Regions from separate parts of the Homo sapiens genome. Here region 1 is linked to region 2. A link is a loop called in an ENCODE intact Hi-C map of the cell type or tissue named here. Cell type or tissue: mammary epithelial cell. All regions are shown on one strand. Links, peaks and the distances in the headings refer to the core of each region. The heading gives the core; the rest is flanking DNA.

The links. A loop is a pair of places that touch in the nucleus more often than their neighbours do. Peaks named below come from ENCODE experiments on the same cell type or tissue, not always from the same donor. Only the 100,000 strongest peaks of a DNase experiment are listed, where the experiment ranks them.
Region 1: it touches region 2 in a loop (16-fold over the local background); 4 of 110 quality-filtered maps call a loop at or near these places.

What each region holds. Positions count from the first base shown.
Region 1 is chr14:45,832,039-45,847,919 of GRCh38, forward strand. No RefSeq gene overlaps it. Among named protein-coding and RNA genes, the nearest start is that of LINC02303, 120 kb to the left of the region's middle. In mammary epithelial cell, for the core only: a CTCF peak has its summit at 6,746 (motif pointing right); no DNase peak of the experiment used is centred there.
Region 2 is chr14:45,932,440-45,948,320 of GRCh38, forward strand. No RefSeq gene overlaps it. Among named protein-coding and RNA genes, the nearest start is that of LINC00871, 120 kb to the right of the region's middle. In mammary epithelial cell, for the core only: a CTCF peak has its summit at 8,065 (motif pointing left); no DNase peak of the experiment used is centred there.

The DNA.
Region 1 (15,881 bases), core at 3,298-11,297, 100 kb before region 2:
GCCTGCAATATTGGGAGTAATATTATCCTCTCCCTTCCTATATGTTAGGAACGATGTCCCAGGAATCGTGTACACCCACTGCGATACTTGGAGTAATATCATGCTCTCCCCTCCTAGGTATTAGGAAATGCCAGAAAGGGGTGTACCTCCTCTGCGACATTGAATGTAATATCATCCGCTCCTTCCCCTGGATATTAGGAACAATATTACAGGCGGGTGTACACCTCCTGTGATACTGGAAGTAATGTCCTCCCCATCCCTGGATATTAAAAACTATATCCTGGGGAAGGGGGTGTACATTTCCTGCTCTATTGGGAGTAATATCATTCTCTCCCTTTCTGGATATTAGGTAATATATCTCGGTTGGGGTAACAACCACTGCAATATTGGGAGTAATATCATCATTTCCCCATCTAGATATTAGGAGAAATATCAAAGGGGGGTTGCACACCTCATGCGATATTGGGCCTAACATTATCCTCTCCCATTCTGGTTATTATGAACAATATCACAGTGATAGTGTACACCCCATGAGATATTGGGAGTACTATCATCCTCTCTTTCTTTGGATAGCAGGAACAGTATCACAGGGGCATCTTACATCCCATGTGATATTGGGAGTAATATCCTCCTCTCCCCAACCGAATATTAGGAAAAATGTTACTGGGGGGGATATACATTCCCTGCGATATTGGGAGTAATATAATCCCATCTTCCCATGGATATTTTGAACAATATACCAAAGAGGGAGTACACCCCCTGCGATATTGGGAGTAGTATCATCCTCTTTCTCCCTGGATATAAGAAACAATATCACACAAGGGGTGTACACCCCCTGTGATATTTGAAGTTATATCATTCTCTCCCCCACTGGATATTAGGGGAAGTGTACACACCCTGGGATATTGGCATTAATATCATCCTCTATTTCCCTGGATATTAGGAACAATTTCCCAGGGGGCGTGTACACTTCCTGTGATATTAGGAGTAATATAATCCCCTGTTCCCATGGATATTTGGAACAATACACCAAAGAGGGAGTACACCCCCTGTGATATTGGGAATAGTATACTCCTCTTTCTCCCTGGATATAAGAAACGATATCACATAACGTGTGTACACCCCCTGCAATATCATCCTCTCCCCCACTGGATATTAGGAACAATATCATAGGGGAAGTGTACACACCCTAGGATATTGGCAGTGATATCATCGTCTATTTCCCTGGATATTAGGAACAATTTTCCAGGGGGCGTGTACACTTCCTGTGATATTGGGAGTAACATTATCCTCTTCCCCTGTGGATATTAGGAAAAATATCACAGAGGGTGTGTACACGACCATCGATATTGGGAGTAATATCATCTTTCCACCTGTATATTATGAACAATATCACTGGAGGTTTTACACCCCATGTGATATTGTCAGAAATATCCTTTTCTTCTCTCTGGATGTGAGAAACAAAATCAGACGGGGGTGTACATTTTTTGCGATATTGGGAGTAATATCACCCTCTCCTCCCTTAAATATTATAAACTAAACAATATCACAGGGGGGTTGTACATCCCTGCAATATTGGGAGTAATATCCTCTTTTCCTTTGAATATTAGAGAACATATAACAGAGGGGGTGTACACATTCTTCGATATTTGGCTTAAGATCATCCTTTTCCCCCCTAAATATTATGAACAGTATCACGGGGGGAGTACACCCCTGTGATATTGGGAGTAATATCATCCTCTCCTCACTTGGATATTAGGAACAATAACACAGGAGGGGTGTCACCCCCTGCGATATTGGGACTAATATTCTCTTCTCCCTTCTTCAATATTAGGAATAATATTACAAAGAGGGTGTACGCCTCCTGAGATATTGGGAGTTATGTCCTTTTCTCCTTTAGTGAATATTAGAAATAATATCACAGGGGCGGGCATACACTCCCTGCTAAATTGGGAGTAATATCATCCTCTCCTCCCCTGAATAATAAAGACAATATAACATTGGGGTTGTACATGCCCTGCGATATTGGGAGTAATATCATCCTCTCCTTTCTTGAATTTTAGGAATAATATCACACAGGGAGTGTACACCTTCTGCTTTATAAAAAATCGTAGGGGTGTGAACACTCTCTGCGATATTTGGAGTAATATCATGTCTCCCCTCCTGGATATAATGAAAAATATTACAGGGAAAGTGTACACCCCTAGCTTTAAACTCGCTCTTCTTAAATTTTAGAAAAAATATAAAAGAGTTGCATAAACCTTCTATGATATTGAAAGTAATATCATCCTCTCTCTTTCTGGATATTAGGAATAATATCACAGAAGGGTGTACACCCTCCTCGATATTGGGATTAATATCATCCTCTCTTTCCCTGGATATTAATAACAATGTTATGGGGTGGTGTAAATCCCCTGCGATATTGGAAGTAATATCATCCTCTACACCTCTGGATATTAGCAACAATGTCACAGAAAAGGTGTACACCCCTGGCGACATTGCGAGTAATATCATCCTCTCCGCCCGTGGATATTAGGAACAATATCACAGGGGTGTGTACATCCCCTGAATTATTGGGAGAAATATCATCCTCTCCCAAACTGGATATTATGAACAAGATCATAGTGGGAGGTGTACATTTTTGCAATATTGGGAGTAATATCATCCTTTTCCACCCTGGATATTAGAAACAATATCACATAGGGGGTGAACACCTGCTGAGATATTGGAAGTAATATCATCCTCTCCCTTTCTGAATATTAGGTACAATATCACGGGGGGTGTACCCCCCTGCAATATTGAATGTAATGTTATCTCCTTCCTCATGGTTATTAGGAACAATATCACTGTGGGGGCGTACACCCTATGCGATATTGAAAGTAAATTCTTCCTCTCCCGCATTGGATATTAAGAATAATATCATAGTGGGGGTGTTCACCACCTGCGCTATTGGGAGTAATATCATTCTCTCCCCCCAGGATATTATGAAAAATATAACGGGGGGTTGTACACACCCTGCAATATTGGGAGTAATATCATCCTCTCCCCCCTTCAATATTAGGAACAATATCACAAAAAAGGGTTTACATCACTGGCTATACTAAGAGTAATATCATTCTCTCCCCCCCGGATATTACAAACAATATCACAGAAGGGTGTTATCACAGAAGGTTGTACACCCCCTGCGATATTGGGAGCAATATCATCCTCTTACCCCCAGGATATTATGAAGAATGTCACAGAAGGTGTACACCTCCTGTGATATTGGGAGTAGTATCATCCTTCCTTTCCTGTATATTACGAACAATATCACAAAGGGATGTACACCATCTGCGATATTGAAAGTAATACCATCCTCTCCCCCCCAGGATAATACAAACAATATCACAGTGGGGTGTCCACCCTCTGCGATATTAGCAGTAATATCATCCTCTCCCCTTCTGGGTTGAATGAACAGTATCACATAGGAGTGTACACCCTCTGCGATATTGGAAGTAATATCATCCTCTCCCCTCCTGGACAGTAAGAACAATATCACAGTTGGGTGTACACCTCCTATGATATTGGGAGTAATCTCATCAAATTAAAAATTGCTTTGGGGTCAGGTTTTATGAAGATGATGAATGCCTCTAATGGGTTCCAGGTGCTTCTTTTCCACTAGCCATGAGGCTGTCCACAGGTTACTGCACAGATATTATCACAGCTCAGTAATATTGGTAGGAGAGCTGTGCCTAATGTTTTCCTTCTACCACCTCGTTTTTTTTTTTTTTTTCGCCAGTCTCACTCTGTCTCCCAGGCTGGAGTGCAGCAGTGCAATCTCGGCTCACTGTAACATCCACCTCCCAGGTTCAAGCGGTTCTCCTGTCTCAGCCTCCCGAGTAGCTGGGAATACAGGAGAGCGCCACCACGCCCGGCTAATTTTTGTATTTTTAGTAGAGACAGGGTTTCACCATATTGGTCAGGCTGGTCTCGAACTCCTGACCTCAGGTGATCCACCCGCCTCGGCCTTCCAAAGTGCTGGGATTACAGGCCTGAGTCGCTGCGCCTGGCCCATCCTTATCATCTTCACATTGAGTAGTCTGAAGAGGAGGTGGATAAGGAGGAGGAAGTGGAGGAGGAGGTGTGGCTGGTTTTGCTGTCTCGGGGTGGCAGAGGCAGAAGATGTGGAGGAGGTGGAAGGGGAGGTAGGAAAGGCAGGCACACTTGGTATAACTTTACAGAAATACATTTTAATTTCTGTCTGAGTTTTTTGCTTTTTCATTTCTCTAAAAATATTTCTGTGTGGTACCTATCCTTCTTCAACCATTTACTTTAGTATCAATGCCTGTATCATAGAAGATTCCATGTGGTAAAAGAAGTCAAAAGTCATCTTGTATAAATGGAGCCCTTCTGCCAGATTGTCTGAGCCAATTTGTTTTCTGATACTGCTTCTTCTTCATCTTCTTCCTTATTGTGTGGCATCGATTTGGAAGCACTCATCTCCATTAAGTTGTCTTTTGTTAATTTCTCTGGTGTGGTGTCTATTAGCTCTTGAATTTCTGCAAGATGCATATATTGAAATCCTTCACCACCCACATTTTTTTTTTGCTATATCTACGATCTCTTTCATGATTTCCTTGATTGTCTCTGTCATAAATCCTGTGACGTTATGCACAACATCTGGACAGTTTTTTTCTGTAGGAATTTATTGTTTTGATCATGATGGCTGTCACAGCTTTTTCTATAATGATAATAGCATCTTCAATGATATAATTTTTCCAGACTTTCATAATCTATCAGAATTATCTTCCATAGCATTGACAATCCTTTTTATAGAGTACCATGTGTAATGAGTCTTAAAGATCCCTATCACCCCCTGATCTAGTGGCTGAATTAGAGATCTTGTGTTTGGGGGCAAGTAGACGATTTTGATGCTTTTGCTGTTGAACTCATGGGGTTCTGGGTGGCAAGGGGCATTGTCCAATATCAAAAGACTTTAAAAGGGAGTTTTCTACTGGCAAGGTACTTCCTGCTTCCCGACTTCACAGACAAAGCATCAACGGAATCAATCCAGAAAAAGAGTTCTTGTCCCGGCCTTCCTGTTGTACAATCAGAAGATTGACAGCTGGTCTTTATCTTTTCCCTTCAAGGCTCAAGGATTAGCAGCTTTAAGGATAAGGGTAGTCCCGACTGCATTTGCACGGAACAGTTGAGTTAGTCTATTCCTTCCTGCCTAAATCCTGATGCTCACTTCTCTTCCTTACTAGTAAATGTCCTTCGTGGCTTTTTTTCCCCCAGAATAAGGCACTTTCATCTTAATTAAAAACCTGTTCAGACAGATATCCTTTCTCCTCAAATAATTTTCTTAATGCCATCTGGGAATTCGTCTACCACCTCTTTGTCAGCAAAAGCTGCTTTTCCTTATATCTTGACAGATTTAAAGCCAAATCTCTTTCTATAATTATCAAACCATCCTTTGTGGGCATTAAATTTTCCAGCTTTAGATCCCCCACCTTCCTTTTGCTTTAAATTGTCATATAATGACTTCACTTTTTATTGAATCATATTAGAGCCTATGGATATGCCTTTCTTATATCAATCCTGTATCCACATAAAAGCTGCATGTTCAATATGAGATAAAAAGGTATTTCCCCAAAACTGCAAGATTTTTGCACCTGCTGGCATAGCTGCAGTGATGGTTTCACAAATTTCTTTTTTTTTTTTTACAATGGTATTTATGCTGGATTCATTTATCTTGAAATAGCAGGGACTGCAGCTGCAAATCTCAATCTATGGTACATACCAAGTAATTCAACTTTTCCTTGTAATGTCTTGACTTTTCTGTGCTTCTTGGGAGCACTTTCAGCATCACTAGTGGCACTTCATATGGGTTCCATGGTATTATTCAAGATTTATGGTATTGCACTAATGAAAAATGCACGAGAGCTGCAAGATGTCAGTTTTTACTGTGTCATTCAATTTACTGGAGAGACTAACTGCTTACACAGAGATGATTATTAGGGTCACACAGTATTTTACAGATATTTCCCACAGTTAAGCTCACCCATTGCAATAGCACTGGGAGGTGGGTACAAAATTATTACAGTAGTAGAGTATGCACTAGACTTCATAGTATGCAGTTATGATTTAATACTGCATCTTTACATTTTTTTACATTTCTCTCGACTGTGAATGATGCCTTGTATGGTCTATGTTTGTGTGCTTAAGCTTTGATAAATTTTAACTTTTATAACAAATTGTGTATATTTTATGGTAGCAAATGATAAAACATACTAGTATCTACATATGTTTTATGCATTCTGACATATCTAACTTTTTCTCTTTTTTTGATATTTTAGGTTATGCAGTTCATCTGCAAGCTTTCTCTCATTGTCACATATCTCCAAATAAAATCAAGATATTTATTTAAAAAATTTGCATATAAGTGGACTCATGCAGTTCAAACTTGTGTTGCTCAGGGACCAACTATATAAGAAAAAATAGGGAAAATATTATAACTCATTTTAAGTTCCTACCAGGTCTAAATTATTTCAAATTATGAATTTGCTTGGTCCAGATAAATGGAGTTAAGGGTAACTGAAATTTGTTTTTTATTAAATATGGAATAAGAAGAATAAGGAAAATCAAATTTTTGTTGGCATGTTAGATGCTATTATTAAAGGCCTGTTCATTCATGCTTACAATGGTACAGCATTTTAAATTATGTAAAGCATGAAACTTTGAACCTAGTCATTTGTTGTATTTCTAAATTCCCACAAGATGGCAGAATTTCAGAGCATTTTAAAGTACGTGTCTGGATAGGTAGCTAGAATATTTTAAGTCTTGTAACTAGGTTAAGTGCAAATCCTGTTTTCTGATCAGTGATGCAAAAAATGCTCACACAGAGCAGGGCCCAATTCTTATTTACAGATTCTACTAAACTGAAGGAATGAAACGATATATTGCACAGGATTTACAATACTCCTCAAATAGAGAAATACTTTCTTGTTTTATAACTCTAATTTGAGGTCATTCATAATAACCTAGGCACTTACTGCTTCATCTGTGCGTTTCCTTTGTTTTATTCATGAGGGTCAGAGATGAACTGGGATGTAGGCTTTAACAGATGGAAGTGCACGTCTTGGTGTTTCAGAGGTTCCAGCCACATGTCAGTGTGGTTCTACAAGCAGCGAGGATCAGCCAGGCCTGTCCATCACCAGGCTTGTGCCTGTAAATATTTAAATGATTATGTTTTACTCTTTCAGGGTTTGATATACTTCAAGTGATACAGGCTTGTTGTTAGTGTTGGACTCCTCAAGGAAGCAAATTCCTTTGCATTCCCCCTTTATCCCTCCCTTTCTCTCTCTTTTTCCTTCTTCCTATTCTTCTTCCTCCTTCTACTCTTCTTGTTCTCCTTCTTCTTAATGCTGGTGGGGGTGTTGTAACAGTTAACAAATTTCACCAAAGACAGGTCTCTAAGTACCCATTAATGCTTCTATCTTACTTTTTTCAAGCTGATATAAAAAATACCATAGACTGGGTAATTTAAAAACAACAGAAATTTATTTTTCATAGTTCTGGAGGCTGAGAAGTCCAAAATCAAAGTGCTATCAGATTTGGTGTCTGCTGAAGGCTTACTCTCTGCTTCATAGATGGCTCCTTCTAGCTCTGTCCCCCCATGGTAGAAAGGACAAATGAACTCTGTCTGGCTTATTTTATAAGAACACTAATCCCATTCATGAGGGCGGAGCCCTAATCACCTCCCAACATCCCCACCCCCAAAGTTTCACCATATATATTTTAGAGAGGCACAAATATTCAGATAATAGCAACCTCCATAGCCTAAGAAAGAAGAGGGGTTTGTTGGACCCAAATTGAAATAAGTTACACCAAATAACCACTGAAGACACAGAGGTTTGAAGTAAACACTATTTCAAACCTGGCTTGAGTATATGTTTTGCTTCCATTTTTCTTACTAGATATGGCTTTTATATTTTTTAATGTCTTTTATTTCTTTACCTATGGATAGGATCATCTAATGATAAGTGCCATTTCTTTTTGGAAAACACCTTTTAAAATTAGGGTTTAGTTAGACAACTAGACAGTTCCTTCATTTAGCAAGTAGGACAGATGTAATTTGGAAGAGCACTTTATCTAAGTGATAATCCTGGTGCTAAGGTTATTGCTCTGCCTGAATCCACCTAGAATTTATCCAGTGCTAATGGGAAAGTGTTTATGTTGCAACATGCAAAGCTCATGAGAAGAAAAAAAATACTAAATTACTGATGACAAGCATCGCTAAACTAAGGATGAAGGATGTGTAATCTCATAATGTTACAACCATTATAGTATCTGAACTCTGAAAATGATTGCATTGGGTGGTTAGATGGAGGCTCGTGTTTATAACTGCTATACACATGGAAACAAGTTTATTTTGGGGAGTCCAACTTAAGTTGTTGCACAAACTGTTCCCAAAATGCTATGGGCAACATCAGAGCAATATTTCTCAAGATTCTGCAAACCAAGCTGTTTTTGACTTCCCAGTGACTACGTGGAAAACATCCACTGCAAAGGGGCACCATGATGCAATAGCACATGTCAATTTTGAAATTTTCCTAATTGTTTATTCATAATGCCAGAGACCATCTTGAGAAGGGACACAGGATTCTTCTGCATTCCACTCCCCCACCTCTGATGAACAGACTGAATGGCCCCTATCCTATTCCATCTCAGCATATACCCAAAAAAAACTCAAGGTGATCTTGTTTATAAGAAGGAGCTTCAGTAAGAAATGAATATCTTCTGGGAAGAAAAGAAAATTACTTCTAAATGTAGATTTCTGTCAGTTGTTTCCAATTTTCATTTTGGAAAAATAGCTAGCAGCATAAAAAATTAACAATATTTAAATAATATTTCAGGAATTATATGCTACTCTAATAGTTAAATATACAGATAAAAACATTTAGTAGCAAAGAACTGAGTCCACTGTAGCTAGGTTAAATACAAAGGAATATATTACTGAATATTAAATATAATATAGAATCTTTGACCTGAAGAAATAGACTCCCAAAGTGTCACACCATAGAAATGGACTACAAAGTTACTGCTGCTTCTACCTCAGTTTCTTGTTAAATATGGAAGTTGCTGCAACAGTTACTGGCTGCAGAGAAATATTGCCTCTGCCACAATCCACACCAGCAAATGGATGTGTTGTGCCTACCTTTCTCCAGTTTAGTTTAGTTCAGAATTCAAGTCCTTGTAGGTAGTCTAATGGAAATAATAAAAACTAAATCATAATTTGAACACTAGTTGCAAGAGAGTTGGGCATATTTACCACAGTACAAATTATGGCAGAAAAGATAACTGAAATTTTAGAGTTAATCTTTATCCAGATAAAACAGCTAATTGATACTTGGACTGCTGAATTATATTCTGTCTCAAGTATTTATACAACATAGTTTTAGGAATTTTCTTGTACTTGTCTTCTCTTAGGTAAAACATATATATATATATATATAACATATGTCATATATATGTGTATGTATATGTGTATATGTGTGTATATATATTTTTATATATATATATAATTTGACATGTTAGAATAATGTAGTATGCAGTTCTAGTCCCGATGTATAATAAAAGGCACACAAAGCTTATGAAGAAAAAGTCACTGAGAAAACCAAGGTAATGGGGGAATTTCAGATAAAATAGTGGAAAATAAGCAATGGCAACTGTAAATCTGAAAAAAAGCATAGGAAAGAATGGCAAAACTAGGATTTGGATTGAATCTTGAACCAGTGATTTTAAGGTAAATACAAGGAGGCGCTAATGAGCCAAACAAAAATGTGTGATTTCATTCTTACTATGTATGCAGCACTGGCTAGACCCTATAGGAATTTTACCAGTAGATAGTGAACTTGAGTACCCTGAGGAACATGAGTATTGTACATGCTTAAATATTTCTTTAATATTAATAAATTAATAAAAACATAAAATAGAAGTTCAAGACTTGTTATATTTCTTCATGGAAGGTAGATTATCAAAAGAAGTCAGAGGATCAATATCTCTAAGCCTTTGGTGTAATTCATGGAAAGGAATTGCCATATAATAGAAAGGCTTTGAGTTTAAGGCAGGATTTTAATTCAGTTTTGCCAGTTGCTAGTTGTGTGATCTTAAGCAAATAATTTCTTGTAGTGTCAGTTTCTTTCTCTGTAAATTGGAGGTTGGAGACAGAGAAAATGAAATGTCCAGCTGTAGTTGTGGTACATAACAGACACAAAAAACTGTGGTTATTTTTATTGCTACTTTGTTAGATAAAAACTGCCAGTGGGGTGGCAATTATCATCTCTTTATCTATATGTGTAACCCCTTGTAGCATTCCTCATATCCTTATGTAAGTGGATTACACACAAACTTTATTGATGTCATGCATTCTTCGTATTGCCTTATTGCTCTTGTCTGAATGCTATGTTCCCCTCAAATTTATATAATGACACCTAATCCCAATGTGATGGTGAGAGGTGAGGCCAGCTGGACTTCCTGGGTTGAGTGGAGACTTGAGGAACTTTCCTGTCTTACAAGAGGATTGTAAAACGCACCAATCAGCGCTCTGTAAAACGCACCAATCAGCAGGATTCTAAAAGTAGCCAATTGCTGGGAGGATTGAAGAAAGGGCATTCTGATAGGACAGAAATAGAACATGAGAGGGGACAATAAGGGAATAAAAGCTGGTCACCCCAGCCAGCAGCGCAACCCTTGGGTCCCCTTCCAGGTTCTGGAAGCTTTGTCCTGTCGCTCTTCACAATAAGCCTTGCTGCCGCTCACTCTTTGGGTCCATGCCATCTTTAAGAGCTGTAACACTCACCACGAAGGTCCGCAACTTCATTCTTGAAGTCAGTGAGATCACGAACCCACCTGCAGTAACCAACTCCAGGCACAATGGCAGTAGGAGATGGAGCCTTTGGAAGGCGATTAGGTCATGAGGACAGAGCCCTCATGAATGGGTTTAATGCCCTTATAGAAAAGGCCCAAGAGAGCTGCCTTACCCTTTCCACCATATGAGGAAATAGTAACGGGAACCATCTAGGAGGCAGAAAGCAGACACCAAAGCTGCTGATGCCATGATCTTAGACTTCTCAGCCTCCAGAACTATGAGAAATAAATTTATGTTTATAAAATGCCCAGTCTATGGTATTTTGTTGTAGCAGCCCAAACAGACTAAGTTACACATGACTAGTTAATTGCAGTAGCCTCATGACAGATTCTTTTGGTCTCTCCCACCTCTATTCCTGTTCCCATTGTAGTTCACATGCTTCTCATAAAATAATTTTACCATGGTAGCCTCCTACCAGACAGCTGCAATGGTTTCACATTGTGCTTATAATTTTTTTTAGAAAGTACAATTTCATTCATTTAGTCAAAATGAATTTTTTAGAGAAGGTGGGGGAATGGAACAGTGCTGGGATGGAATGAAAATGGATGGAGAGAGTACATAGGTAAGTTGATCTGTAGGTAAAAAGCAAGGTGGATAGTAGGTAGGTAGGTAAGTAGGTATTTGGATTGATAGGTAGATAGATAAATACAGAGAGAGAGAGGAAACGAATTAGAAAGTATTGGAGTGAGTAAGATGGTGGGCAGTGGGATAAAGCAGGGTCTGTGTAGTATGGAGTGGATATGAGAATTGGGAGACACAGGTCCTGTACTTCTATACATGACATAAGCCTCTAATCTCTCTCAGCTGTAATATGAACTATTTGGTACTAAATGCTTCTAAGTGAAGAAGGGCTATGGATTTTTGAAGGCACATTTACAAACATTATGCCTTGGTAAAAAATCTAAGATTTAAAGAACTTGTGCAGAATGTTGTGGGTTGTCTTTTCTTCCTTCCTTTCTCTCTTGCTTTCTCTCCCCCTGTTTCATTTTGTTGCAATTTTTATACTACTATTGTATTTCTCAGATATTTTCCAAAGAAATCAATATTTGTTTTTCTGGGTAGGAAAAGAACACATCTTGTTGCAAAAATAAGTACTAAAAAAAAAAAAAAAGAAGCCCACATTTTCACATTGAGCATTTATTTTTTTTTTACTTTTATTTTTATTACTTTTTTTTTTTAAATATTCTCAATAATGTATTAGCAGACTGATTTTAGAAGTAAAATAAAACCAGTACAATAACATACATAATGAACATGTTATGCTTATTCTATGGATGCAAAAATGGTTTAATACTTAAAATTCAATAAATAAAATGTATTATATTTAACAAATTAGAGGAGAAAATATCTATTATTCTATTAATAGATATAGAGCTGTATTTAACAACATTTGGCATCCAGTTTTTATAAAACCTCTTTTTTTTTTTCTTTTTTTTTTTAATGTTTTTTTTTTATTATACTCTAAGTTTTAGGGTACATGTGCACATTGTGCAGGTTAGTTACATATGTATACATGTGCCATGCTGGTGCGCTGCACCCACTAACGTGTCATCTAGCATTAGGTATAACTCCCAATGCTATCCCTCCCCCCTCCCCCGACCCCACCACAGTCCCCAGAGTGTGATATTCCCCTTCCTGTGTCCATGTGATCTCATTGTTCAATTCCCACCTATGAGTGAGAATATGCGGTGTTTGGTTTTTTGTTCTTGCGATAGTTTACTGAGAATGATGGTTTCCAATTTCATCCATGTCCCTACAAAGGACATGAACTCATCATTTTTTATGGCTGCATAGTATTCCATGGTGTATATGTGCCACATTTTCTTAATCCAGTCTATCATTGTTGGACATTTGGGTTGGTTCCAAGTCTTTGCTATTGTGAATAGTGCCGCAATAAACATATGTGTGCATGTGTCTTTATAGCAGCATGATTTATAGTCCTTTGGGTATATACCCAGTAATGAGATGGCTGGGTCAAATGGTATTTCTAGTTCTAGATCCCTGAGGAATCGCCACACTGACTTCCACAATGGTTGAACTAGTTTACAGTCCCACCAACAGTGTAAAAGTGTTCCTATTTCTCCACATCCTCTCCAGCACCTGTTGTTTCCTGACTTTTTAATGATTGCCATTCTAACTGGTGTGAGATGATATCTCACAGTGGTTTTGATTTGCATTTCTCTGATGGCCAGTGATGATGAGCATTTCTTCATGTGTTTTTTGGCTGCATTACTTTTATTATTATTTTTTCTTCCTGAGACGGAGTTTCCCTCTTGTTGCCCAGGCTGGAGTGCAGTGGCGCAATCTAGGCTCACTGCAACCTCCGCCTCCTGGGTTCAAGTGATTCTTCTGCCTCAGGCTCCTGAGGCACTCTCTTCTTCAAATGCATGGGTGATTTATGGGTAATGGTCTGGATCTGTCACCTAATATTGAGTATATATTTAATGAGTGGAACTGACTGGAAAAATCCCTAAGGATCTCTGGGCAGAGACTATTTAGCCTTGGAATTCCCAGTAAGTTTCTTAATACAATGTTCTGTCCAAACTATTCACCTCTGGGTGAAGTTTTTTTATTTTATTGATGCAGAGGGGAGGTAAATAGCTAATGCATTTATTTAAAGCAAGTAAATATTTAACTTTATAAATTATTCTAATTTATACAGGTGATTACAGGCAGCCGCCACCACGCCCGGCTAATTTTGTGTTTTTAGTAGAAACAGGGTTTCTCCATGTTGGTTAGGCTGGTCTCGAACTCCGGACCTCAGATGATCTGCCTGCCTCGGCCTCTCAAAGTGCTAGGATTACAGGCAAGAGCCACCACTCCCTGAGTATTTTTATTACTTTTTAACGATACTATGGCAGTAGACATTTGAACTCTTGAATGATTGTTTTCTTTAGATAAAATTCCAGAAATGGAATTCTTGAAGAAGAGTGTACATATTTTTAAAGGTTTGGACATGTAGCCCATTTCTGCCTCCCTTGCCAAGTGTAGGGCAGAAGAATATTTGTTTCTTTACACCCTCACCAACACTGGGTATTATTGAGCTTTTAAATATGCCCCAATTCTCCAGGTGAAAAATAGCATCTAATATATGTTTTAGTGTGCATTTCACTGATTAATAGTGAATCTGAAAATGTTTTCTTATAATTATTGGCCATTTCTAGCAGGCAGTGTATTATAGCTTATCATAACACATCATTTTATCGAGAAATGCCGTTATCAGCTCTGCAGCAAAAAGTAGTAAGCACATGCTAAGCATGTTTCTCTGTGTACCTTATTTTGCATACAGTTAATAATAAGAAGAAAAGTTAAAAAATATTTTATTTGGTAGTGGCCCAATATATGATATCCAAAATAAAAAGGATTCAGAATGCATACTCTATATCCTTGTGCAAAATTGTTCTAATTTTAGATTTTCTGTTATATACTGTTTTGCTAATAGGAGTTATATGGTGGAAATATGTGTGTTATGTGATATTTCTAGTGATCTGGCAATTATCACTTTGCCATAACTGTATTTGCCAGCATAAGTTAAACTTAGACTAACTTTAATATTCAATGTTTGCTTAAGTGGGGTTCAGTCTGCTTTAACCTGACTATGAGATAGTTCTCTATGGATAATATCAGAAAGTGACATAGGCCATTGCTCAAACAACAGCAACATTCATTTTAGAATTGTCTTTCAAAAAACCCCTTACAGTGCTTCAGTGGCTTTAAGTGGTAGATGTCTTTATTGTCTTTCTTTATAGATCTGATCTCCTAAATTTGAAAGACAGAAGTCAGTCAAACATTTTCCATAATAATATTGAAGTGAGCAAGGAAACAACCCAGTATCTTTATTAATATTTCTCTTTTAGTCTCAGGTTTCTGATATTTATTTAAAGGCATTAGTTCTTTACTGATGATTTCTGCATGCATAGTCTGCTAATGTGTGACTAATACACTAAGTGCTTTTTCCCAGTGGAGAGAACAAGATCATTTGGAAGAGATTCAATTCCAGACCTCCTTTTATCAGGTTTGCTTTATTAGCTTTGGTGTCTGGATGTACACAGTATACCTTTGTCCTTTTGCAAGTGAAATTGTTTGCTAGAGGAGGAAAAAATTATTTGCCCTTAAGAAACCTTCAAAGTGAGTGAAAATTGCTGTGATGCAAACTCTCAGAAGCAATTTGTAAATCTTTGGACCACGGGCATTGCTATTTCACATCTTAGTGTCTGTCCTTCCTATTTCATTACATTTTTTGTATCTGCCTTGTTATGTGAGAAGACTTATTTCATTTGCTATAGTAGGCCCAGGGATATGATCTGAGGAGGGACAATGTTGGAATTTAAGGAAAATCCCATAGAAGTGAGATTTCATTGGCTAAGCTTTCCTTTCCCTTCCTATTTCCTTCAGTCATTTCTCTAGCAACCTGTTGGATATTGTGCCTTTTACTTCTACACTTCAAGTACCACCATCCCACACTCTCTTCTTCAAATGCATGGGTGATTTATGGGTAATGGTCTGGATCTGTCACCTAATATTGAGTATATATTTAATGAGTGGAACTGACTGGAAAAATCCCTAAGGATCTCTGGGCAGAGACTATTTAGCCTTGGAATTCCCAGTAAATTTCTTAATACAATGTTCTGTCCAAACTATTCACCTCTGGGTGAAGTTTTTTTATTTTATTGATGCAGAGGGGAGGTAAATAGCTAATGCATTTATTTAAAGCAAGTAAATATTTAACTTTATAAATTATTCTAAGATATAAAGCAAAGTAGCAGATTTCAAGAGAGAAAAATATGAAAAGTCAGAAACATCTTTCAAAATATAATAAGAAGGGAGAGAAAGTTGGTTACTGCTACAGTCTGAATGTTTGTGTCTCCCAAAATTCTTATGTTGAAATCCTAACCCCGATAATGGTGGTATTAGGATGTGGGGCTCTAGGAAGTGATTAAAGAGCTCTTGTACTAGTCAGGGCTCTCTA
Region 2 (15,881 bases), core at 4,845-12,844:
CACAAGACATCTGAAAGGCAAGAAAACACGAAGTCAGAAGAAACCAAGCAAGTATCAGAATCAGGCTCAGGTGACACAGATGTTGAAAGTAACAGACAGAATATTTTTTGAAATATGATTACTATATTAATGGATATAATGGAAATGGTAGAAAAAAATAAAGAACAAATAGACATTGTAATGCAATTAGATAGGAATTCCAAGAAAGGATTAAAAGGAAATGCTAGGAATATATATATATATATTAAAAATACATATATAGATGAAATAAAAAATGCCTTTGAGTTCATTAGAAGATTTGACATAGCAGAGGATACAGTGAGCTTAAAATTAAGTATATAGATATTTCCCCAAACTGAAATATGCAAATAAATTTAAAAAATTAAAAAGCAAATATTCTAGAACCGTGAGAAAACTTCAAAAGGTGTAACATATGCATAATTAGTATAACAGGCAGAGAACAAAGGAGCAGTGAAATTTTTCAGGTAAAAATGTCTGAAAGGTAACTCATGCCTGTAATCCCAGCACATTGGGAGGCAGGGCAGGAGGATTGCTTTGAGCCCAAGAGTTCCTGAGCAGCCTGAGCAACATGGGAAAACCCCATCTTTGCCAAGGCACACACAAAAAAAAAAAAAAAAAAAAAACTTACCACCACCACCACCAAAAAAATTAGCCAGGCATGGTGGTATATGCCTGTAGTCCCACCACTCAGGGGGCTGAGGTGGGAGGATCACATGAGCCCAGGGATGTCGTGGCTATAGTGAGTTGTGATCATGCCACTGCATCCAACCTAGGCAACAAAATCAGACAGTGTCTCAAAAAAATAAAGTCTAGAAACTTTTAAAAGTTAATGACAGACATTAAATCACTGATCCAAAAAGTTTAGAGATCATCAAAAAGCATACATGCCCCCCACAAACAAACCAAAGAACTAATAACAAAAATTACACTTAGGCATATCATACAAAATTCCAATAAACTAAAGATAAACAAGAAGATCCTGAAAGCAGCCAGAGAAAAAGACACCTTAAAAGAACAAGGATAAAAATTACTAGGTATTTTATTCTTTTTGTGGCTATTGTAAATGGGATTGCATTCTTGACTTGGGTCTCAGCTTGAACATTATTGGTGTACATAAATTCTACTGATTTTTGTACATTGGTTTTGTATCCTGAAACCTTACTAAAGTTTTCTATCAGATTTAGAAACCTTTTGGTGAGTCTTTAGGGTTTTCTAGGTATAGAATCATATCATCAGCAAGGGGAGATAGTTTGTGATATGATTTGTCTCTGTCCCCACCCAAATCTCATCTCAAATTCCCACTTGTTGTAGGAGGGACCAAGTTGGAGGTAATTTAATTATGGGGGCAGGTCTTTCCTGTGCTGTTCTTGTGACAGTCAATAAGTCTCACAAAATTCGAGGGTTTTAAAAAGGGGAATTTAAAAAACCCTGCACAAGCTCTCTTCTCTTGTCTGCTACCATGTGAGGCATGCCTTTCACCTCCTGAGCCATGTGGAACTGTAAGTTGGTTAAACCTCTTTCTTTTGTAAATTGTCCAATCTTAGGTATGTCTTTATCAGCAGCATGAAAATGGACTAATACAGTAAGTTGGTACCAGGAGTGGGGTATTGCTGATAAAATACCCCAAAAAGTGGAAACAACTTTGGAACTGGTTAAGAGGTTGAACCAACTTGGAGGGCTCAGAAGAAGACAGGAAAATGTGGGAAAGTTTAGAACTCCATAGAGATTTGTTGAATGACTTTGAGCAAAATTCTGTAATGATATGGACAATGAAATCCAGGCTGAACTGATTGCAGATGGAGATGAAGAACTTGTTGGGAACTGAAGCAAAGGTGACTCTTGTTATGTTTTAGCAAAGAGACTGGTGGAATATATCTCTGCCCTAGAGATGTGTTGAACTTTGAACTTGAGAGAGATGATTTAGGGTGTCTGGTGGAAGAAATTTCTAAGCATTCAAGAGGTAACTTGGGTGTTGTTAAAGGCATTCAGTTTTTTAAGGGAAGCAGAGCATAAAGTTTGGAAAATTTGCAGCCTGACAATGCAATAGAAAAGAAAATCCCATTTTCTGAGGAGAAATTCAAGCCAGCTGCAGAAATTTGTAAAAATAACAAGGAGCTGAATGTTAATACTCAAGGCAATGGAGAAAATATCTCCAAGGCATGTCAGAGGTCTTCATGGCAACTCTTCCCATCACAGACCCGGAGACCTAGGAGGAAAAGGTGGTTTTGTGGACTGGGCCCAGGGTCCTCGTGCTGTATGCAACCTAGAGACTTGGTGCCCTGTTTCCTGGCTGCTCTAGCCATGGCTTGAAGGGGCCAATGTAGAGCTCAGGCCGTGGCTTCAGAGGGTGCAAGCCTCAAGCCTTGGTATCTTCCACATGGTGTTGAGCCTGTGAGTGCACAAAAGTCAATAGTTGGGTTTTATGAACCTCCGCCTAGATTTCAGAGGATGTGTGGAAATGACTGGATGCCCAGGCAGAATTTTGCTGCAGCAGCAGGGCCCTCATGGAGAACCTCTGCTAGGGCAGTGTAGAAGGGGAATGTGGGGTTGTTGCCCCCACACAGAGTTACTACAGGGGCACTGCCTAGTGGAGCTGTGAGAAGAGGGCCACCGTCTTCCAGACCCCAGAATGGTGGATCCCCTGACAACTTGCACTGTGCACCTGGAAAAGCCTCAGACACTCAACACCAGCTTATGAAGGCATCCAGGATGGGGGCTAATATGCAAAGCCACAGGGATAGAGCTGCCTAAGGCCATGGGAGCCCACCTTTTGCATCAGCATGACCTTTATGTGAGACATGGAGTCAAAATAGATCATTATGGAGCCTTAAGATTTGATTGCCTCACTGGATTTCAGAGTTGCGTGGGACCTGTAATCCCTTTGTTTTGGCCAATTTCTCCCATTTGGAATGGCTGTATTTACCCAATGCCTGTACTCCCATTATATCTAGGGAGTAATTAACTTGCTTTTGATTTTACAGGCTCATAGGCAGAAGGGACTTGCCTTGTCTCAGATGCTCTGTGAACTTTTGAGTTAATGCTGAAATGAGTTAAGACTTTGGAGGACTATTGGGAAGGCATGATTGGTTTTGAAATGTGAGAACATGAGCTTTGAGAGGGGCCAGGGGCAGAATGATATGGTTTGGCTGTGTCCCCACCCAAATCTCTTCTTGAATTCCCAAGTGTTGTGGGACGGACCCAGTGGGAGGTAATTCAATCATGGGGGCAGGTCTTTTCCATGCTGTTCTTGTGATAGGGAGTAAGTTTCATGAGATCTGATGGTTTTAAAAAGGGGAGTTGCTCTGTCCAAGCTCTCTTCTCTTGTCTGCTGCCATGTGAGACATGCTGTTCACCTTCTGTCATGATTGCGAGGCTTCCCCAACCACATGGAACTGTAAGTCAATTAAACCTCTTTCTTTTGTAAATTGCCCAGTCTCAGGTATGTCTTTATCAGCTGCATGAAAATAGAATAATACACTTTGACTTCTTTCTCCATTTTTATGCCTTTTATTTCTATCTCTTGCCTAATTTCTCTGGCTAGGACTTCCAGTACTATGTTGAGTAGGAGTGGTGAGAGTGGGCATCCTTTTTGGTTCCAGTTCTCAAAAGAAATGCTTATGCTTTCAGCCTTTGCCTGGCCAGTGTGATGTTGGCTGTGGGTTTGTCATAGATGACTGTTACTATTTTGAGGTATATTCCTTTGATGCCTACTTTGTTGAGGGTTTTTAACATGAAAGGATGTTGGATTTTATTGAAAGCTTTTTCTGTGTCTGTTGAGATGATCACATAGGGAAGAATTCCTATTCAATACATGATGCTGGGCTAACTGGCTATCCATATGTAGAAGAGTGAAACTGGTACCCTGTCTATCACCATAAACAGAAATTAACTCAGGGTTAATTAAAGACTTAAATGTAAGACCTCAAACTATAAAAATCCTAGAAGAACATCTAGGAAATGCCTTTCTCAATATTGGCCTTTGCAAATAATTCGTGGCTAAGTCCTCAAAAACAATTACAACAAAAATACAAATTGACAAGTGGGTCTTAATTAAACTAAAGGTCTTCTGCACAACAAGAGAAACTATCAAGAGAGTAAACAGAAAACCTACAGAATGGGCAAAATATTCACAAAACTATGCAGTGACAAAGGTCTAATGTCCAGAATCTATAAAGTACTTAAATTAACAAGCAAAAACCAAATAATTCCATTAAAAGGTGGACAAAGGACATGAACAGACAGTTCTTAAAAGAAGACATACAAGTGGCCAACAAACATACCAAAATATGCTCATTATCACTAATCAAAGGGAAATACAAATCAAAACCACAATGAGATACCATTTCACGCCAGTCTGAATAGGATGACTTTTGTTAAAAAGTGAAAACGAAGACATATTGGCAAGGCTGCAGAGAAAATGGATCACGTTACATTCCCACCATTGAGAGGAATGTACGTTAATTTAGCCACTGTCTAGAGAAGTTTGGAGATTCCTCAAAGAGCTAAGAGTTGAACTACCATTTGACCTGCAATCCCATTACTAGGCATATACCCAAAGGAAAATAAACCATTCTACCAAAAAGACACATGTACCTTCATGTTCATTGCAGCACTATTCACACTAGCAAAAACATGGAATCAACCCAGTTGCCTATCAATGGTGGATTAAACAAAGAAAATGTGGTATATATACACCACGAAATATTACATAGCCATGCCCAAATGAAATCATGTCTTTGTAGCAATATGGATGCAGCTAGAAGCTGTTATTCCATGCAAACTAAGGCAGAAACAAAATCAAATACATGTTCTTATAAGTGGGAGCTGAACATTGGGTACACATGGACATAAAGATGGGAACAATAGACATTGAGGAATACACAAGGTGGTGAGAGGGAGGTAGGCAAAGGCTGAAAAACTACTTATTGAGTATTATGCTTACTGCCTGAATAATGGATTCATCTGGACTCCACACCTCAGTATATTGCTCCACATGCAATATACCTTTGTAACAAACCTGCATGTATACCCCCAATTCTAAAATACAAGTTTTTTTTAAAAGAATAAGAATTATATTAGACTACTTTTCAGAAATCACACAAACAAGAGCAGAGTGGAGTAAAATATTTAATGTGTTGAAAGAAAAAAATATTACCAACCTAGAATACTGTGTCTTCTGAAATTATCCTTTAGCATGGAAGGAGGAATAAAGACCTTTCGGAGGGTCATAAACTAAATGAATTCATCTCCAACAGAACTGCATTGGGAGAAATGTTAAGAGGTTCATCAGGGAGAAGGAAAATGATATATCAAAAGCTCAAATCTACATAAAGAAGGAAGGCATCAGGAAAGAAAGAAAGATGAAAATTTTATTCCTAATTGATCTAAAAACAACTTACTAAAAGTGATAATAGTAACACTGTATTGGGTGATTATCGTATATGAATAAGTGAAATGAACGACAACATCAGAAGAGATGAAAGGGAGGAATTGAGATACTCTGTAAGGTACCTGCAATACACATCGAACAGAGCAGTGTTATTTGAAGGTGGACTAAGATTAGTTAAAAATGTCTATGGTGAAGTTTAGAATAACCACTAAAGTAATACTTAAAGACATAATTGATGAGCTAAGAGAGATAAGCCATCCTTAGTTTTTGAACAAGTATACTTCTCCGTAGGGCAGCCTTACTGCATGGCAGCTTGCTTCATTAATGTCAGCAGGAGAGAGAGATTATTAGAATGATGGAAGTCTTATGTAACATAATCATGGAAGAGCTATCTCATCACCTTAGTTACATTCATTAGAAACAAGTCACAAGTCCTGCCTACTCACAAAGGGGAGAGTATTATACAGAGTGTGAATACCAAGAGTGGAGCATTATTGGAGGCTTTGAGTCTCTTCCACAGTCATTGTTCTTCATATATGAGGAGCTGTATCTACAGAAAATGTTACTGATTATGGTGTGATATACTACATCAAGTTGAGAAGGAAGCGCCTAATGTGTATTGATGTTTTAAATTATTTTTGCTCTCTTCAATTCCTCTTTTCTATTTCTATGTTTTGTTACTTCACGGTTACCTTCCTTTTCTTTCTCAGAGAAGGCGGAAGACATTAGCCTTTGGATCATCTGAGCTACTTTCTCTCCATATTAGTTCCACTAGTATTTATCTTGTTTATTTTTTTCATTGTCATTTTTATAGCTTCGATAGAAGGGAATAACCGTTTTTTTTCCAAATGACGTGCACTATCATCTATCCACTTTTCTTGTCTTGTCAAGTTCTTGTTCTACTAACCTGCCAACAATCATTTCATATAAAAATTTACACAAACTTTCCTCTACCTTTCATATATTTTCCTATTTTTCACTGTCATTTAATTTTTTGAAAGTCTTGGACAATATTTCAGAGTCACCAATTTAATTTTCCCACATCCTATCCACTCTTTAACCTAGTACCTCATGGTTTCTGTTCCTAATACTCTGGGAAACCCTTTGATTTGAACATTATTTATTATTTGCTATATCAGTGATTTATCAATTCCTATTCTTATTCGCTATAATTTTTCCCCAATTATCTTATCTTGGACTATTATAATAGCCTCCAAATTGGCTTCCCATTTTCCATCTGCTCTCATTCTAATTTATTATATGCACTGTAGCTCAATATATCATATGTAGCTCTAATCATGTCACATGACTTTCTAAAACTGCTTAAGTTAAATGTCATATAGAAATCCTAAAGATTGGATGTAAATAGCATCACACAAATTGTTAAATATAATTATTTCAAAATTAATAACTATAATTATTCCATATCTACTGGTATATTATTTGTCCTTTGGTGCCCATTGGCCATTGTAAATGCTCTGAAATAAATAAAATTTTGTACTAGTACATAGGCAAATTTTATGCTTCTGACCCTAAAATAAACTAGCTATATGACTTCAGGTAACCAAATTTTTTATTAGACACGGACTGCTGCTATTTCATTTCATTTGGTCCAAATAAATTGAGACTATAAGGTAAGAGTGCAACTGCATAAGTACATAACCTACAATCCAATTTTATCAGATAGCCCTAGCGCTATATTTGACTGAATTGAAACCTCCTCTCCCTAAATTAAAGGTAATGAATTTTTCTAAAAAATATATTTGGTGTTCAAAAATTCAGTCTCAAATATGTGAAATTCTTCTGCTCTTCAAACTGATGTTAAGATTTTAAAGTAGCTGTACAGACATGATCTTCTGTCAGTTTGAACAGAATCTTACTAATCCACCTGACATTAATTCATTTAAGTCATCTTCTTATGAGCAACAGAGAGGAAACCTGTCAGAAAGTTTCTATCATAGCTGAAATGCAGCTGCCAAGGTTTATTTTTTCATACTGTCAGACATAGAGGAGGCTTATTTTAGTGTGCCAAATATACTTTCATTATTCTTGACTTTACAAGCATAATATGATGTTTGCTTTAATGAAAATGGAGTAGATTCTTGTGGTCTACAAAAGTGTCAGGGCATAGTAGTCTCGGAACTAGAAGCATTTGTGATTTCAATGGTAACTAATCTTCAATTTTTTTGGTAAAATATAAAGCTTAATTTTTAGATAATTAGTATGAAAATAATCCCTTCAAAAAAGCACAGTGTACTCTCAGTCTTTTGAAAACAATACAGAATTCTTAAGATTATTTTACCACATGTTACTCACCTGTTTATTTAAATTATTTGTACAAAGTTATTTAAATGTTTATGGTTGTTTAGGATTTAAATTTTTCAGTGTCAAAAATACATGATGTTTCATTCATTCTCTGTAGATGTCAAATTACTGCCCTCAAATCAAGTGTCACAAAGGACCTATGCTTGTACTCCCTGGACTCATCTGGTGTGGTAAACACCAGGGCAACATGAGGAATTCTAGAATAGAAAACAAAAAACATTGGTGTTGGAGATAATCAATAAGTTATAATGAGTTCATTCATTCATTTAATAATTTTTGAGTAGCCCAAAGCTAACACTGACTGAAATTTAAAAAGGAATCCTCTTTTTCAAGATACTTTATGGCCATCTGCTGGAACATTGTTGTAATAAATATACAAATCTATGACTACAATGTGAATTTACTTCTTATAATTGTGTGGTACCTAACTTTTTCAACACTGAAGGTGATGAAGAACAACCATATCCTTGCTGTCATGGAGAGATAAAGATGTATAAAAAATAGTTACACTGTCTGATAGATATTATTTGGTCAGATAAGTGCATGAAAAAGAAAATAATTTAGAAGGAGCTAACAGAGAATGCCTCCTTGGTCAAGGGATAGTAACATTGAGATCTCAGTAATGAGAAGAAAATCTGCCACATAAAAACTGTAGGAAAGAGCAGAGTGAACTACGTGTGCAGAGGCTGTGTCTTAGTCCATTTGTGCTGCTATAACCAAAACACCATAGGTGTATGAATTGTAAGTAATCAGCATTTATTTTCTCATAGTTTGGGAGCCTGGGAAGTACAAAATCAAGGCGCCAGCAGATTTCAGTGTCTGGAGAAAACCTGCTTCCTCAAAGGTAGGCTTCTGTCCTTTTTCTTGCTGTGTATTCACATGGTGGAAGGGGTTAGGCAGCTTTCTGCAGTCTCCTTTGTAAGGGCACTAATCCCATTCATGAGGACCCCACCCTCATGAGCTAGTCACTTCTCAAAGGCCCCACCATCTAATACCATCACACTGAGAATTAGGTTTCAACATATGGATTTTGGGGAGACACAAACATTAAGTTCATTGCAGGCAGTGATGCATGAAATGAGTAGTAGGTATGTGTAAATAACTGAAAGAAAACTAGATTGGCTAGAGTATCAGAAACTGGAGGGAGAACAGAATAACTGAAAACAGATACATACAACAATGAGAAATGGTTGTATAAATTATGGTCCATTTGTACAAGAGAACACCATGTAGCCATTGGTGAACATGTTTTTGAAGGATATTCTATGGTATGTGAAGCTATTCATCATAAGTAAAAAGCAGGACATAAAACCCCACCATAGGTGTATATGTGCTACACGGTTTTTCAATTTCATTGCGTCTGTAGGAAAAGAGTGAGATATATAAAGATAGTTAAAGCAATTATTTCTATTGGTAAAGTTATGAATTATTTAAATTTTATTTTAATGTCTATTTTTAAAAAAAATATTCTACTCAACATATTCTCATCCAGGTATGCAAACAGACATACACAGGAAATTTTTGATGCTTCATTCTTTGTCATAGCAAACAAGTAGAATAAAACAAATTGTTCCTCAATAAGGGAATGGATTAATACACTGTATTCTATTAATACAATAGAATGTATAGTATTATAGTCAAAAAGGAAAAAATAACCTAGAACATTCATTAAAATACATAAGAAATAAAAAGATAATTTTGAAATGATCAAGTTAGTTGCAAAACGTAACTATATGTTACAGTTTATATGCATTTTAAGAAAAGTTTTAAATATTCATAGTTACAAATACATGTGTGTACATATTAAATAAAATACAGGCTAATTATGTTCTTCCATTAAAAAAATAGTTTCTTCGGATAAGGGAGCAAAGATAAATGGATGAGAGTAACTTTAGCTGCATTTATGATATTTCTTTTTTAAATGGATCAATCTGAAGAAAATATAACAAAGTATTTAAGATTGTTTAATCTTGTCTCCTTTGTGCCATTCTGTATGTTAATATAGTAAGAAAGAAAACAATATTTAAGGTTTTAAATTAAAAATGTTAAGACTCATGACCTCATGTGGATATCACTACTTAAGGAATAGCATATTTTGGAGAATCTCAGGTCAACTTACAATTTCTACTGTAAATAAGACATGCAAACTAAAGAGAGCATAAAACAAATACACAGTTTAGCAAGTAGTTATTAAGTAAATTAGATAATCACCACTCCAGGTCAAGAAATGGAATATTATAGCAGCTAAACCCAAAGTGGGCCATTTTCCTATTTTTGAACTTTATATAAATGAAATGATACTATATTTGTATAATTATACTATATGTGTATAATGTATGAAATTATACTACATATGTATAGTATATGTAATATATATATTCTTTTGTATGTTGTTGTATTAGTTCAGTATTGTGTTTGTAAGATTATCTATGATGTCGCATTTAGAGATAGTTATTTCATTTTCATCACCATGTAGGTTTATCCATGCACCTGTTAGTAGACATTTAGATTGTTTCTGGTTTGAACTAAAAACATAAATGTTGCTCTGAACATTTACACAGCCTATAAGTATACATATATATGTGTATCCTAGCACACACATATACAAATGTCTCTAAGGCAAATGCTTAGGAATGAAATTGAAGGGTCATAGAAAATGCTTATCTTTAACATTATTACTATATGTACTGAACTGTCTTCCAAACTGGAGTTACCAGTTTACACTCCTACCAGCAGTTTATCAGAGTTCCAGTTTGTAAACAAAATTATTATTTCCCTGATTAGTAGTGAGATTGAATCCTAGTTCAAGTGTTAAGTCATGTAGAATTCCACTTTTTAAGTGTTCTTGTGTATGTCTTTGGCCCATCTTTCTTTTGGGGTGCTTGGATTGGTTTTACTAATGACGTATTTTTGTTTTTTTCTGAATACTAAGTCTTAGAACTAGTCTAGCAACCGTCTTCTTCCATTGTGTTACCTGTGTTTTAATGGTCTATTGATGAACGGTTCTTAATTTTCATTTGGCAAATTTATTAATCTTTTTGTTTATGGTTCATAACTTGGGATCTTATCTAAAAATTCTACAGTGATGTCATGGAGATACTATCCTGTATTATCTGCTAAATACTTTATAATTTTGACCTTCTCATTTGATTCTACTTTCGATACAGCTGGAATTAATCCATTTCAAATGAAACTTTCCTTCTCCTTCTCCTCATTCATTTAACAGGTTGCTAAAGAAAACTAGCATTTTTTGAGAAGCATTTCTTGAAGAAATGTTGAAGATAGTCTGCTTAGGAGTGGGAATATAATATGGGGTGGATCAGGAAGTTTGACCTACAATAATATGTAAATTAAAGTCCATTTAATTTTATATAAATTGTGCTAATCCTCATATGTTCAGGGAGAAATAAAGGAGTAAATTTAAAAAAAACTGTTTATAAATCAATTAAAAATGATTGAATTTATTGGGGACATAGACATGCTTTTAATGGTTAGCTAATATGATCCAAAATTTGGGACTGCAAGTAAAAGCATCCTAACAAAGGATAGATGGAGAAGGATACAGACGAGCTGAGAAGGAAAAAAACTTGTAGACATAGAAAGTTTAGTTAATTTTTTTATTTTCCTTGGTGATAAATAGGAGCTGAAATATGGTCAATTGCAAAAAGTAGACAAATTTGAATTATTTATAGTCAGCTCAAAGGGGTTTTTGTGTGTGTGTGCATGCATATAAGTTGGATGTGGAACTTAATTGTATATAGCTATGGTTAGGGCCTGGAATTTAAATCAAGTAAAAAAAGTCATAGAGATTTGATTCAGGGATTTGTTCCCCTTTCCTCTCCTAAATCATTATCAGTCTGTCCTTCTGCTTATGCTGTAACTGAATGGCCTATCTACAGGCCTGATGCCATTTAGAGGCTAAATATTCTTACCCGTCTAATAACCATCTGAAAAAATCAAATGCTGTATAAAAGTTTTGGTTTTCAAGGATTTTTTTAAACATTAAGATTCTAAGTACATGCAAAAATAAACACAAAATATTAGGTGAACTATCAGCAATTTAATTGGGTAAAATATTTCAGTTTCTATAGTAGACTTAGAAAGCAGACTTTATCATCAAAATGGCTTATTTTAATTTTTATTTATGAGTGAACGATATACCCGAGATTTGCTTTATTTTAATGCAGAAATGTTGGTAGGTATAAATAAAGGATGGCAGCAAGTTAATTCTGTTGGTTGGGTGATGGGTATGTTGATATTTATTGTACTATTGTTTTATTTTTTTCCTGTGTTTAATAGTTTCCATAATAAAAAATTTAAGATATAAAGCTGATTTGTAAGGATGTTACTTGTTAAGGGATAAAATTTAAAGGCTACAGGTTAATATAATTTTTTTCTGGGGTGGAAAAACTACTTTGCTCACATACATATTAATGTCTCCATCCATCTCTATTCATTTATTCTCCCAAACATCCACCCCTCCAACAGTCCAATAAGCACTGAGCCCTCACTACTCTAAGACAGTGTATAGATCATTGTAGAATATAAAATTACTTAAGGGAAGGTCACTGAAACACAGAATTATGGAAATTGAAGAAAACTTGGAGCTAATTAACCAAAATCTACATTGTATAAATGATTATCCTGAGGCTCAAGAAGTTACACAGTTTCCCCAAGATCACACAAAGATTTTAGTGACAGAGAAACATATCCAAGATTGAAAACTTTTCTTATGTTACATGTAATGAGTCATACACACTTGATGTAACAAAAATATTTATTGGGTTCCATCTACTGCAATTGTGAAGGCTTCCATGTGAGTGATAATGGAATTGCACTTTCCTATGTTCTCTTATAAAACTCATTTAATAGCCACAGTGGACTGAATCCATTGAGTTTTTCAGTAACATCCAATTCTGCTATATTCAGGTCCATCTTCATATGCTGTGAAAAAAGATTTCACAAATATGGAAGTGGTAAGAAAGCATGCATTACAAACCTAAGTAAATTTGGCAGATTCACCTTAGGGATTTTGCTACAAAAAGCAGTTTCTGTGGGATAAAAAGTATTTTGACATGGAAATATCTTAATAACTCTATAAGGTTGTCAGTTTTTCTTAGGGGAATTTTTTTCTACCAAGATAAATTACAATTTTGTCTCTTTTGAGGTTGCAAAATGAAGGTTGCAAAGGCAGCAAATAGCTGGTGCCTAGAAAAGCAATAAACTTGCTCTGCCTTAGTTATAACTATATAAAAAATGCTCAAAACTTTTGCAGTGCTTATCATAAGAAAAATGTGTGTAATTTGGGACTAAGTAAGGCTGTGTAGACTGATGGCTATCTGAGGCTCTGACTTCTACAAATTAGTAGCTGTGTAATCTTGGACAAGCTATTAAGCCTCTCTGTGCCTGTTTTCTTCTCAGGTAAATGAGGCTAATAATAAAACCTACTTCATAGTGTTTGGGTGAGGATTAAATTACATTAGTCATGCAAAGCTTTTAGGCCACTACCTGAAAAATCATAAGTGTTCAATTAGTACTAGTTAGTATTAGTCTTCATATTATTTGATTCAACTACGTAACAATTTATGGTAGAAAATTCATTAATCATTGTTGGCTAAGTTGGCTAGAGCACTAATTTTCAAATCTGTTGAGAATTTGGAGCAGTGATTATCAGTTGCCAATCTAGAGATACATATTAGTGTCCGCTCCCTCTATCTTCCCTAGAAATAGGACCCAATTTTATTTGGGGTAGGAAGGCATCCAAGAATGAGGCAATGTATCTTGGGTGAAGTATCTTATATAAACTCTGGGTTAGGAGATGTTTGCATAAGTATTTTCTGGGATGCTGAGAAGGCTGCTTCAAGGGCAATCCCTCAACTTGAGAGTGCTTCATTTTTTTCTTCATCTAATTTTCTCCTGTTTCTTGCCGCAAAAGAAAAAAGTATCAAGCGGCTAATTTGGAGCATGAAGCAACATTGAAGATGGAAGCCATGATTAAAGATGGTAGAGCAGAAAGAAGGAAACTGGGCTCCACTGAGTTTTTAGAATTTCTATACCAATTTGGGATTTCCTACTTCACAACTTCTAAAAGAAAAATGGAAGACTGCAAATCTTTATTGTGTTTGAGCCTCAGTTATTTCGAGTTTTTATTGCTAGCATTCACATAAGAATTTTAACTGATGCAACACACCTTATGGAGAATGTTGAAAATAAAGGTCCCTTGTTCCAGAGATATTCATTCAGTAGGTCTTGGATGAGATCCAGGACCAGCTAAGTTTGGAGCTATACTAGCACATAAAACTTGAGGCTTCTGGGTCATGGGGATTTTATTCCCATGTGTTAGCTTTTGTCAATTTTAGAGGGAAAATTCCTGTGAAGTGTCAGAAGACAGAAAAAAAAATAACCGTTGTATGGGCATCATATATGTGTTACTCTAGGAGGCAAACCATTTGAAATGCCCGTTCTATTACCAATAGTCAAATTTTCATAAAGAAAATTTATCATGGGAGAAAAGGCATTGGATGGACTTTTTAAAATTTTATGAGATAGGAACTGGGCAGGGAAGAAAAATAAGTTATTATTTTGCTGAAATAATGGAATAATCCTGATATCTTAAAATCAGTTGGGAGAAGTCAAGCCTTAACAAAGGAATTTACTAAATGTGGGTAGTTTGTGGTTATCAACAGAGCCAGAGGGGAAAATGGCAAAGTCATTCTGGTACTAAGGGAGTCTGTACTAAATCACAGTAATTTCAGATAAAATTGGCCAAACATCAATTCTAACAGCATGCTTATATTAAAGAGAAAAAAAAGTATTCATGGTTCAAGAAAAAAAATACTCTTTACAATCACTTGTGCACAAATATTTCTTGGTATGAATCAGAGAATATATTCTCATAACCAGCATTATACATGCATGTAATAAATGAACCTAAGAAGTCCACCAGTCCCAACTGTGGAAGTTTCATTCAGCAAGATCAGAAAGCCATTAGCCAGCATGATTGAAACCTTTTCTGTGAAACAAGGTCTGCGAGGGTCAGATTTACTCAGCAATTCAACCTTCATTACCTCTCTTTCAAGTAGAAACCCACTTGGCTTACATTTTAACAGTACATCTCTAATAGGGTGGCTCCATTGAGATCCTGGGTAGTAAAAAGTATGCCAAGGTGGTTTGGATCCATTTTGATACCTTCTAAGCCTGAGCTCCAGAGCTGCAGGGTCAATCTTCCTTACCAGTCAATAGTTTCTGTCTAGAGTGAGACACAAAAGCCTATTTTTGATATTTGGGCACCCTTCTGAAAGGATGAAAATCCAAGGTTATATCACTCTACGTGGAAAATAAAAAGCTTATGATATCTCTTTTAGTTGAAAGCTTATATAGCTCTCCTTGGTGAACATTTCCTGAGCTTTCGTTACTGTGCTGAGTGCCATTGCCCTTCTTAGAGTTGACCGCATTTCTGAGTCTGAAGCACTTGTGGGCCCTTTGGGATGAAAGACACTTTCCTTGCTAAGTGCCATCCATTTTTATTGTTATTATTAAGTCAATTCCCAAAGTCACATCCACTAACATGGCATTTTCAAAAATGACATATTGCAGCAGTGTACTGGGAAATGCTGTTCAGCTGGCTTTCTTATGCCGGCCTCATAAGTATTGTGTTTGTGGTGATACTTTTGGGAATGACGCTTCTCTTTGGTGGCTCAATATGCCCACAGGTAGTAAGCTATTAAGGGAATAATGATGGGCAAAAGCAGGTGGCAGACACTTTATGACAGGCTCGTCTTCCACCTAAGTCATCTGTTGTTTAAGAGTGTATGTAGTCTCTGTACATAAAGACTGGCTCTTGAGAATAATGCAGAGTGATGATATTCAAACACATTCTTTGAGAACTGTTAGAGTAATTGGCTTAAAATGCACTGTGTTAGTAGACATCAATTGCAAGAAATATGCCAAGTTTGTGGAAGCATGGCTTTCCTATTTAATTTCTAGAGGGAATTTGTATAATGCCTTTTCATTACATGATGGTGAAATTTGCAGTGCAAATATAACAGAAATTAGGCAACTATACAGAATGAGAATCCAGGGAACAAAGCTATCATCCAGATTTTCATAGCACTAAGGTAAATCATGAGTACACATCAAAGATATA